Linked DNA regions of Homo sapiens: region 2 is linked to region 1. The links are chromatin loops, found by intact Hi-C in ENCODE. Cell type or tissue: MCF 10A. All regions are shown on one strand. Links, peaks and the distances in the headings refer to the core of each region. The heading gives the core; the rest is flanking DNA. Region 1 overlaps NRG3 (neuregulin 3). Region 2 overlaps NRG3 (neuregulin 3).

What was found. Hi-C counts contacts between places; a loop is a spot of excess contacts. Peaks named below come from ENCODE experiments on the same cell type or tissue, not always from the same donor. Only the 100,000 strongest peaks of a DNase experiment are listed, where the experiment ranks them.
Region 2: a loop joins it to region 1, with 9 times the contacts of the local background. A loop is called at or near these places in 2 of 110 quality-filtered maps.

The regions. Positions count from the first base shown.
Region 1 is chr10:82,146,898-82,152,286 of GRCh38, forward strand. The region is part of intron 1 of NRG3 (neuregulin 3); the gene reads left to right. Among named protein-coding and RNA genes, the nearest start is that of NRG3-AS1, 83 kb to the right of the region's middle. In MCF 10A, for the core only: a CTCF peak has its summit at 3,391; a DNase peak (open chromatin) is centred at 3,414.
Region 2 is chr10:82,966,680-82,972,068 of GRCh38, forward strand. All of the region lies in intron 6 of NRG3 (neuregulin 3), which reads left to right. Among named protein-coding and RNA genes, the nearest start is that of LINC02650, 710 kb to the right of the region's middle. In MCF 10A, for the core only: a CTCF peak has its summit at 2,937; no DNase peak of the experiment used is centred there.

The sequences.
Region 1 (5,389 bases), core at 272-5,271:
GACCTGACAAAAGTGAGTAGACTGTCTGGGTCCAGCCAGCTATAAAAGGAAAGAACAGAATAACAGCTACAGCTCGGTGGGAGTTCTAGTACCTGGATTTTCACCCAGGTGGATGCCAGGCCTGATTGTCTATCTCCTGAGGAATTTCCAGACTTTGTCAGAGTTCTTCAGGAACTGACCAGATCCAGTTTGCAGGTTGGGGGTCATCACTATTTCCATTGGGTCAAATTGGAGTAAGCAGATACCAAGAGTCACTTACAAATCACTAACATCTATTAGATACTGACCATTCTCTCATTTTCTCACATCAACCATGTGAGATAGGTATTATTATTGTTCCTGTTTTATAGATGCAGAATCTGTGATTTGTCTGGAACCACAGCTATAAGTGGTGCAGCTTGGATTTGATCTCACATTTGATTTTCCCTGTGATCCCTGGGATCTGGCTTAGGTTTGGATATGCCTCTGAACAAATGGTAAACAAGGGAACCTAAATGTCCATAGGTGTCTATTTACCTGGTTGTCCTTAGTTCAGCATCTTTAAAATACAAAAATAGATTTGTTGAGAATACTCATTTCCATTATTTTAATGAGAATAACAACTCAGCTAACTTTTAACATGAATATACACTAAAACCAAAAGTATTATGCTGATGGCAATCTCTACTTCCTTCTTATTAAAGCTTATGAGCCATGGAGGACCCTGCCCAGCCTGAGCTGCCCAATGTGCCTGCGTTAGCCAGCCTCAGTGTGTCCCTTTGTAAAGCGCCCCAGACCTTTTGAGTAGGGATGACCACTTCTTAATTCATGGTATTTATCAGTAATCATGCATATGCAAAATTTTCAACTTCTGCTTAGAGCCTTTACTAATTTATTTCTGTGAATGCTCTGATTCCTTCCAAATGACTCTGTAAGATGATGGTTGCAGGCTTCATTAGTTCAACCTTCAGAATCACTCAATGTTACAGTCCCAGTTTTCTCTCTCTTTTACCCAAATAGGCTTTACCTATATTAATGATTGTTGCTGGGCTCTTCGACAAGATATTTCAAGAATGGGAAAAGCGTTTTAAAAGAAGTTTCATGAGGCTTTGGAATTCACAAGCTGTGAGCAGCACTGGCAGATATTTTTCCAGGGTGTTCATTTTTATTCATTTCCTTATAGCTTTTATGGCTAACCGTTCTAAGACATATACAGTGCTGTGTTGTGATCAAATTTTCTCCTCTGATAGAAGTCAAACTTTGAAAACTTAGATTCCTAGAATTGTTGAACATTCTAATCAAAAACTTCTTTGAGTCAATCCAGTTTAAAATATCACTGATTGCGGGGGGGTGGCTCACACTTGCAATCCCAGCACTTTGGGAGGCCGAGGTGGGAGGACTGCTTGAGCCCAGGAGTTCAAGACCAGCCTGGGCAACATAGCAAGACCCCATTTCTAAAACAAACAAGCAAATAATAATAAAATATCACTCATATTTTAGTTCTTTCTAACCCATGGTTGATACTCTCAACCACAGAGTGAGGAACTTACTTTCTGCCTACCATTTAATCTTTGATCTCTAAAGGTTTGGACCAAATGGCTTTTTTGCCGTAAGCTTAAATATCTTGTCTTATTTTTTTTTCCTACCTATTTGTCCAGGTTGTTTTCTTTGCATTTAGGACAGTGGTTCTCCATACGTGTGCATCAAAATCACCTGGAGTATAAAATACAGATTCCTGGGGCTGGCTGTGGAATCTCTGATTTGGCAGGGTTTAGGGAGAGGCCTGAAACTGCATTTTTAACATGTTCCTGGGTCGTATTGATGATACTGATTCTCACCTTGGGAATCACTGACCTAGGAAATGTCTTCTCTTCATCCAAAGAAACCCTTACAATCCCCAAAGATGCCTTTTTTTCTCCTGGCTGAACAACCCCAATTTCTATGACTTTCCTTTTTAGACTTCAGCTTCTCCACCATCTCACCATCCACACTTCTTGCTTGCCTGTCCTGCTTGCCTATCACTCACTGAATTTCAGGGAGCCAAACTGGCAATATAAATGAGTGAACCACCACAGGTGGGGGTGAGATGAGTCAGATAGGGAAGACAGCAGAGACTGTCTACCCGGAATCAACTGAGGAATGCAGACCTCACCCAAACAATTCACATTCCTGTTTTTTTGTTTTTGTTTTTGTTTTTGTTTTTTTTTTAAGCATCAAGCCTACCTAATAAAATATGAATTATAAAAAATAATTCAGTTGCCTAGATTTGACCCCAATGAATGATAGTTTGAGGTCTTAAAATATAATTAAAATGCAGCTTGAACCTGAAAGTGGCAGACTATCAAGTTATTATCCCCAGTTGTTTGGGTTTCTATTACATGAATCCAGTTATAAAAATAACACTTAATACATTATAAATTCCTAATTAGGGAGCTACCCAGTAACTGATTATATTGACAAAGTCATGCCATAAATAAGAATTAAAAAGTTAATATAATTGATTAGCTAGGATGCCCTCACTCTTGTTTTTGCCATTATTTAAAATTTAATTGCTTTGCAACATTTCCAGATGTTGATTTTGGACATTTTTTCATGTGTTTTATTGCCTGTGAGCAGTTTTTATGTACTTGTAATCGGAGCTTTTCACGTTTCTTGGATGTAGAAAAATCAATTAAAATGAAGCAAATATTTTTGAAACCTAACCAGACTTTTGTCTTTGTTTTCTCATAAAGTTCCTCCATAGAAATGTGTGGCATGGGAACAGAGCCTAATACTTTCTGAATAAGATATTAACAGGCTTGTAGTGGATGCTGGGAATTTAGAAAGCTCTGTTTTTTTTTTTTTTCTAAAGCCTCCCAGTAGAATGTCAGACTAATAAATGGACTGCATATTTCCACAGTGTTTTTATGACATGTTTCACACACTGTCTTGGTGCAGATATGAGAAAGCCCTTGTCCACAGCCCAGTTCTGACTCACTCATTAATTTTACCTTGTATTCAGTTTTCTTGGGGTGGATCTAGACTAGAATAGAATAGAATAAGCCGACCTTTAACTACAGTCCTTAAATGAGGAAATCTCCACCCTGGGCCAGCTGTGCCAGGAATCCCGACGAGATGGAACTCCGCTGTGGTTTATAGGCAGGGCTGATTTTCAGGGGGGAGTGCACCCATCTGGACTCCCTGCTGTTCCCATCAATCTATTCCAGCCCTGGTACCCCTGGACCACCCTACTGTCCAGCAACTAAAGGATTAACAGGAGCCACCTCCAGGAGCCTCCGGGACCCTTCAGAAGGTGTCTGATTTGATGGATCAGAGGCTAGGCCACTGCCAGCTCTCTGCACATATTTTACATATCACCCATTTGCAGGTGTTGAAGACCGGTAAGTGCCCAGGAGCTGGCAGGTGTTGCAAACATGTCAGTGTACCTGGTGGGGGCGCTCCTGCCCAGCTGATAGGAGACAGCTTCTACCCAGCCCACCCCTTTGGTGGCTACACCAGCTTGGCACAGTCTCTCATTGCTGAAGAGCATCCCCCCGCCAACTCCGCCCAATCCCCACCTCCAGTCTTGACTACTTTTCATTGGTTTGTTTGTTTAAATTGACATCTCCTGATTTTCAAAACCTTGCTGATTAACAAAGCAAAAAGAGCACACACAAAAAAAAAAAAAAAAAAAAAAAAGTCAAAAACAAAGCAAAAAACTCTCAGTCTAAAACAGATAAACAAACCAACAAACAAAGCCCAGGGGCTGCTAGAGGTTGACTCTTGTAAACTGCAAGAACGGACACCACAAACTCCAGAGCAGAGGGCGCCTGGACATTCCAGTGACTTCATCAAGCAGTAAAATATCCGTCTTTCATCTGCTTCTGCTGATGACCAATACTATGCCTGTCACAATTTCCAGTCTTTTAGAGCTACTCTTTGATTACACACAACCGAGACTTTTTCTAAGCCTAGGACATTTTCTGTGTCCTTTTAAACATTGTTTACATCAAAATAATGATATGGATAGGTAAAAGAAAAATACAAAACTACTTGTGCTGTAAAGTAGTTCTATTTTAGAAAAGGAAATCTTGACAAAACTTGAGCCTTGTTAGGAAAAAAGAAAAATGACAAAGCAGTCATGTACAGAAAGCCTGGATAGGATTTTCAATCTCCTTGTGCAAAATCTGGCAAAAATGTATGCTAAGGGTCCAAAGCAGGAAGTGCTCAGAAAGCAAATACAGAAACTCAGCTTAGCAAAGGGGCGAAGCCAGAGAGGGATATAAAGGAACAGAGGAACGGCTGAGGATAGAGGTGAGGAAGCTGGACTCACACAGACTGGGTCTTGCTCAGCCTTCTGCAGTACCAGTGTCAGGGCCAGGCACACAGGAGTGACTAGGAGTTTGAACTGAAATAATGCATGACTAAGAATTAATTTGGGATGGTCTTCAGGTGGAATGATTGGAAATGTTGTTTTACTTTTAATTTTTCAGTACATGAAAGAAAAGATGCCTGTTTTCTAATCATTGAAATCTTATTATGTACAGAAATTTTCCTAGCAGAGCACACGAGGATGAAAAAGAATCAGATGGGAGATGAGGATCAGGACTCTTTCTGTGAATCGGAACCTCTCTGCTCTGCTCCTTTTCTGGTTTCCTCTGTCTGTCCTTCTCTTGTCTCCATTATTCATCCTGTTTCTGCCTTGATGTCATCTTGTTGGATGTCCCATCTCACTTAGTCGTCTGTAATTTGTAAGTAGCATTTAAATTATTTGTGGTCTTTATCTAATAAAGCTTTATTCTCTCTGGTCTTGATGAATGAAGAAGGCAAACTGAGCCTTGTTTTTTCCCTTATTGTCTTACTTCCCCAAAGCACCTGAATGAGTTCTGTGTGGTCTTTATTGACCTGTGATGATCACTGTCCCATAAAAAAAGCATGGTAGCGTAGTGCTTCAGCATAGGCTCTGCTCAGAAGACTTGGATCCCAATCCTTACTCACTTGTCGAGGGAGTTTGAACAAATAAGTGAATTTCTATTGACCTCACTCTTTCACATATGTATAAGGGGAATTGTAATAGTACATGTTTTTTTAGGTCATTAAGAGGATTAAATAGATAGAATATAAAATACGTTAGCATAAGTGCCTGGGACAGGGAGAATACTCAGCTAAGTTGGAAATCAGGTGTTGGCAAACTTTTTCTGTAAAAGGCAAGAAACTAAATATTTTAGGCTTTGTGAGTCAAAGTCTCTGTCTTAACTCCTTAACTCTGCCATTGTACCGTGAAAGCAGCCACAGACATATGTAAATGAGTGAGTGTGGGTCTGTTCCAGTTAAACCGTATTTACAAAAAGGGACAGCAAATAAGATTTGGCTCATGTCTCTCAGTTTGGCGATCCTATTGTAGAATATAGTTTTGACATACTGGAAACAG
Region 2 (5,389 bases), core at 271-5,270, 820 kb after region 1:
AAGTTATTTGGGATTCTATCACAAAGGGGTTGTCTCTTCTCTCCCATTTACTTATTTATTCCATCATATATTTTTATCAGTATAAATAAACTCATGGATACTATTTTATACTTTGATTTGTAATCTAAGTAGTAAATACTATGTTACGTTCTCATCAGTTTTTTCTGGCTTTGGCCATTGATAGGTCTTTCAGCTGGCTTATGTCATTTTAACATTATGTATCAATTCACTGTAAGTTTTCAGGGTTTTTTTTTGTTGTTGAGCACTACAAGACACTCCTTGCTTATGTTGTACATTTTCTGCCTTGGTTCTAGAATCAGCCATTTCTCCATGGAAATAGCTAGTTTCTTTCTTTGCAGAATTTCATTGGAGACTGAGATTTGGAAGCTAGGTGTGTATGTTATTGTTGCTACAGGGATGTCTTTTCTTGGCCTTCTCAACAGACAGATCAAAGATTTTATATATATATATATGTATATTTTTAAATAATAGATATATTAAATATGTCTACTTAAGACATATTTAAATAATACATATATTAAAAGATATATTTATATATTGAAGGTTGCATATAGACTAACACATATCTAAATTTTTCTATGTAAGCATCTGTATCTGTATTCTGCTAAACATGTGTCTACATTGATGTCTACCCCCAAATCTAATCCATAACTACATCAATAATTCTACCCTCCTCCCGTTGCTTATTTATAAATTTCCACTCCAACAGTGAAAAACCTCCTTCCCACTGTCTATTATTCATTTACTTATTTTTTCAGTGACAGAATACACATAAAGCATTCTCACAATGGTTATACCATACCTTTGCACTGTTCAACTTTAATGGCTAGGCGGTGCATTTGGGCGGTAGTTTTGCCTTTAGTCTGCTGAACACTTGTGACCTTCAGAAGTGTTTCTTCACTTTTTTTCCTCTCTTACGTGAGACGGAAAGGCTACAGGGAGCAGGAATTGGGGAAGTGCCTTCTTTCTGGTGAGATAAGGCTCTGGTAAAATATTTTTACTACAGGAGTAGGCAATTGTTATTGAGAATGCTCTGTGTGCATTTCAAAATAGTTACTTTTCCCCTTCCACTGGCAGAGACATTAGATGATTTTTTTTGTTGCTGTTGGGGTTCTTTGCTGTGAGAACCTGGTGTGGTTCCTGGAGGTCAAACCCATGGAAGTATCGGCATTCTGCCTAAGACTACAGACCCCAACTCTCGTTCTAGTGCCCATACAGATTCCAGCAACTTGTCCAAATTACTTCTTAAACATTCCTACCAATTTATGGTTCCAGCAGATTCAGTTGCAGAAAAGCTGATCTTAGCCATTATTCTCTGTATTCACCTGTTTCTCCAGATTTAAGGTGGCAGTGTGCCCTTCAACCTCAATTATCCAATGAATACAAGAAGACATTTTCAGTTTGTTCATTTATTTTTCTTATTGCTAGGACAGGAATAGCGACTTCCAAACTCTTAGCTTGTCAAAACTGAAACCACAGAAGCTATCTGAATTCATGTTCAACAAAAATGTATGGAATATAATTTGGAAGTTGGTCAAATTATTAGACTCTTATCATGCTTCCACAAGTTTCAAGCAACCTCCGGATAGGAATACCAGCAATTTAAACTTGAATTTCAGGTACAAGTAGTCACTGAAACAAAATGCTGTGAGAGAAAGAAAAAAAGTTCTAAAATAATAAATTCTGGAAACACATTTATATTAATGGACCAAAATAATACAAATAAAAACAACTGTTTAATATCGCAATAATTCAAACATATGAAATAACAGATTTAGGAAATATCTATCATGAACACTATGAATAAACAGAACAGGTTAAGAGGTTAATTCTGTTTATGAGTGTTATCCGGAATTTTGGACAAGGCCCTCTATCTCTCAGATTCTAAGCAGAGACTATGAACTAATGGTACAAAAGATGAATTAGGCTTTTTGACAAGGAAGGAAGGGAGGAAGGGAGGCAGGGAGGGAGGGAGGCAGGGAGGGAGGAAGGGAATTACTGACTTTTAGTGATTTGGCAGTTTCTCTAAAAGATCTGCATGCTCCAGAAATAGTTGGCTGATATTGTCCCCTGGCAGCCCGTATTAGTCCATTTTCACACGCTGATAAAGACCTACCCAAGACTGGATGATTTATGAAGAAAAAGAGGTTTAATGGACTCACAGTTTCATATGGCTGGTGAGGCCTCATAATCATGGTGGAAGGTGGAAAGCACGTCTTACGTGGCAGCAGACACAAGAGAAGAGAGAGCCAAGTGAAAGGTTTTCCCTTATAAAACTATCAGATCTCATGAGACTTATTCACTACCATGAGAACAGTATGGAGGAAACTGCCGCCATGATTCAATTATCTCCCACCAGGTCCCTCCCACAACACGTGGGAGTTATGGGAGCTACAATTCAAGATGCAATTTGGGTGGGGACACAGCCAAACCATATCACAGCTCTCTGCAGTTGCTGAACATACTTGCTTTCTTCAGTTTGTCATGGATTTGCCCAGAGCATCTCACTTGTTTTTGTAGCTGGGCCTTCTAGGCACCTAGGTTTTTCTTGTAAACCAGTTTATTAGATAAAAAAAGATATGTCTTTTATATCCCTCATATGTCTTTTATAGACCTGAAAGTCAGACAGATATTCAGGATATCATCGCACTTTAATAAACATGTCCATTCATCTGACTTTTTCCATGGGTACTTTGCAATACACAATCAATAATGAAGCACACATAGAGGTATTTCCATTATGTATTGGATCTTTGTTATTTGAGGTTGTTGAAAACAATCACCTTTTCCAAATTATCTCTGTACCTTCTCTTTGTTCTCTGTCATTTTCCTCCATTTTGCAAAAAGACTGACCAGCCTTTATAGGTCCACTGTGAAAAATTCGGATTCTGGTTCAAGACATGGTCATTACTGCCACTATGTGGCTTGTTTTGGAAGTTATTGAAAATAAAACATTTAATTGGAGCTTTTGAACTTAAAGCTGCAAAACCTTGATATGTTCCCTAGTCTCCATAGCTTATACTCATGGATATACTTTTTCCCAAGCATAACACCTAATTAGATAGTTAATAATTTCTTTTAACTTAAAAATCTGCCTCCTAAGTAATTGCGTGAGAAACACACACATGCAAATGCACACAGAAAAATATATGTACATACAAAATCTGTATATATATAAACACCAGGCTAATTATGTGTATATAAACATAAATATATACACAATCTATTTATATCTATTAATTGCACCTTCCTTATTTACACAAATGGATTTATATGCATACGCTTTTGCGCCTTTTATTCTTTTCAATGGCTGTGTAGTATTCATTTATGGACATTTCTATTGTTTTGAGTTTTTTTCACTTTTGTGTTTATTTCCGTTTCGTTATGGACAATTGTGCTGCTGATGTACCCTGGAAATTATTATTTTGAACTTTTGCAATTATGGAAATTTGCATGATAGAAATTCTAAAAGTAATATTTTGGATCAAAGAGTATGTATATCTAAAATTTTGAAACATATTGTCAATTTGCTCTTCAAGTTAGCACCACGGCTACTTTTCCAGGGCCTTTTCCTTTATCAGATATTCTTGAAATTTAAATTTCTCTATTTATTTTAAAGGCAGAGTCTTGTTATGTTGCCCAGCCTGGAGTGCAATAGCTAATCACATAGCACACTACAGTCTCTAACTCCTGGGCTCAAATGACCCTCCCACCTCCACTTCCCAAGTAGCTGGGACTACAGCTGTGCACCACTGCACTTAGCTTAATTTCCTCTATTCTGATTACCACCTCTTTATAATGAGTGCAGTTGCACTCTTTGCCATATGTATGTTGCCTGTCTTTATTTTTCTGTGAAATTCTTGTTCACCTGTTGCCTTTCATTTTTTTCCAGTTGATTTCTGCCTTTATATCTTAAGAATAGTCTTTAACATAAGAATAGCCTATGTTTCCCCAGGCTTTTACTTATATTTTGATTTACTAATAATCATTTTTGTTACTTAAGACATTTAAATTAGTAGTAAATCAAATTTTACATATTTTTTTCTTTATGGTCTCTAGGTGTTTTGTCCTGGTAACAAATGTCTTTCTCCCATAAGGTTAGGAATACATCTCCCATATAGTTTTATAAAGGTTTTTGAATGTATTTCCATTATCCAAAGAGTTCATTCATATCTTCTTGTGTTAGTCTGTTTGCCTTGTTATAAAGCAATGCTGAGGCTGGTTAATTTATAAAGAGGTTTATTTGGCTCACAGTTCTGTAGGCTGTACAAGAAGCATGGTGCCAACATCTGCTTCTGGTGAGCATTTCAGGAGGCTTCTGCTCATGGCGGAAGGGAAAGGGGAGCAGGTGTCACATGGTGAGAGAGAAAAAAGAGAAAGGCGAAGGGTGCCATGCTCTTTTAAATAACTAGTTCTTCCATGAATTAATAGAATGAGAACTCACTCATTACTGCAGGGAGGATACAAACCATTCATGAAGAATCAACCCCCATGACCCAGACACCTCCCACCAGGCCTCATCTCCAAAATTGGGGATGAAATTTCAACACGAGATTCAAAGGGGACAAATATCCAAACTATATCACTTCTCTTTATCAAAATCTAAAAATATAAATTGAACTAAAATTATACTTTACTGTTATCCATAGTTATGTTCCTTGCCACAATTCATAGGTAATTAAGTTATGACAATGTTAATGGTTTATAATTTTCGTGACTAGTTGAGAAAGCCGTTCTTTTTTTTTTTTTTTTTTGATACAGAGTTTTACTCTCTTACCCAGGCTGGAGTACAGTGGCACCATCTCGGCTCACTGCAACCTCAATCTCCCGGGTTCAAGCTATTCTCCTGCCTCAGCCTCCTGAGTAGCTGGGATTACAGGCGCATGCCACCATGCCCAGCTAATTTTTGTACTTTTAGTAGAGACAGGGTTTCACCATGTTTGCCAGGCTGGTCTCAAACTTCTGACCTCAGGTGATCTGCCTGCCTCAGCTTCCCAAAATTCTGGGATTACAGTCGTGAGCCACCGTGCCTAGCCTGAGAAAGCCTTTCATAGTGAAGCTTTGTTGTTAGGTAGATAAAAATTTATGAATATTTATCACTTGGTAGATTGCTCATTCTATGAATATGAAATATCCATCTTTCTTCCTTTTAAAATGCATTTTATACATAATTATATTTTATTTGAAATTATTACTGTTAAAAGCTTTTTCACCTGTACATTGCAGGGTATATCTTTACCAATTCTGTCGACTTTTTTCTCTGTTGTTTTTAAATTAGCTCTTTCAGAACATAGAAGACCAGATATTCAGTGTATGAATCTGTCTTTTAATAGTTAAATCTAACCATCCACAGTTTTTATCATCACTG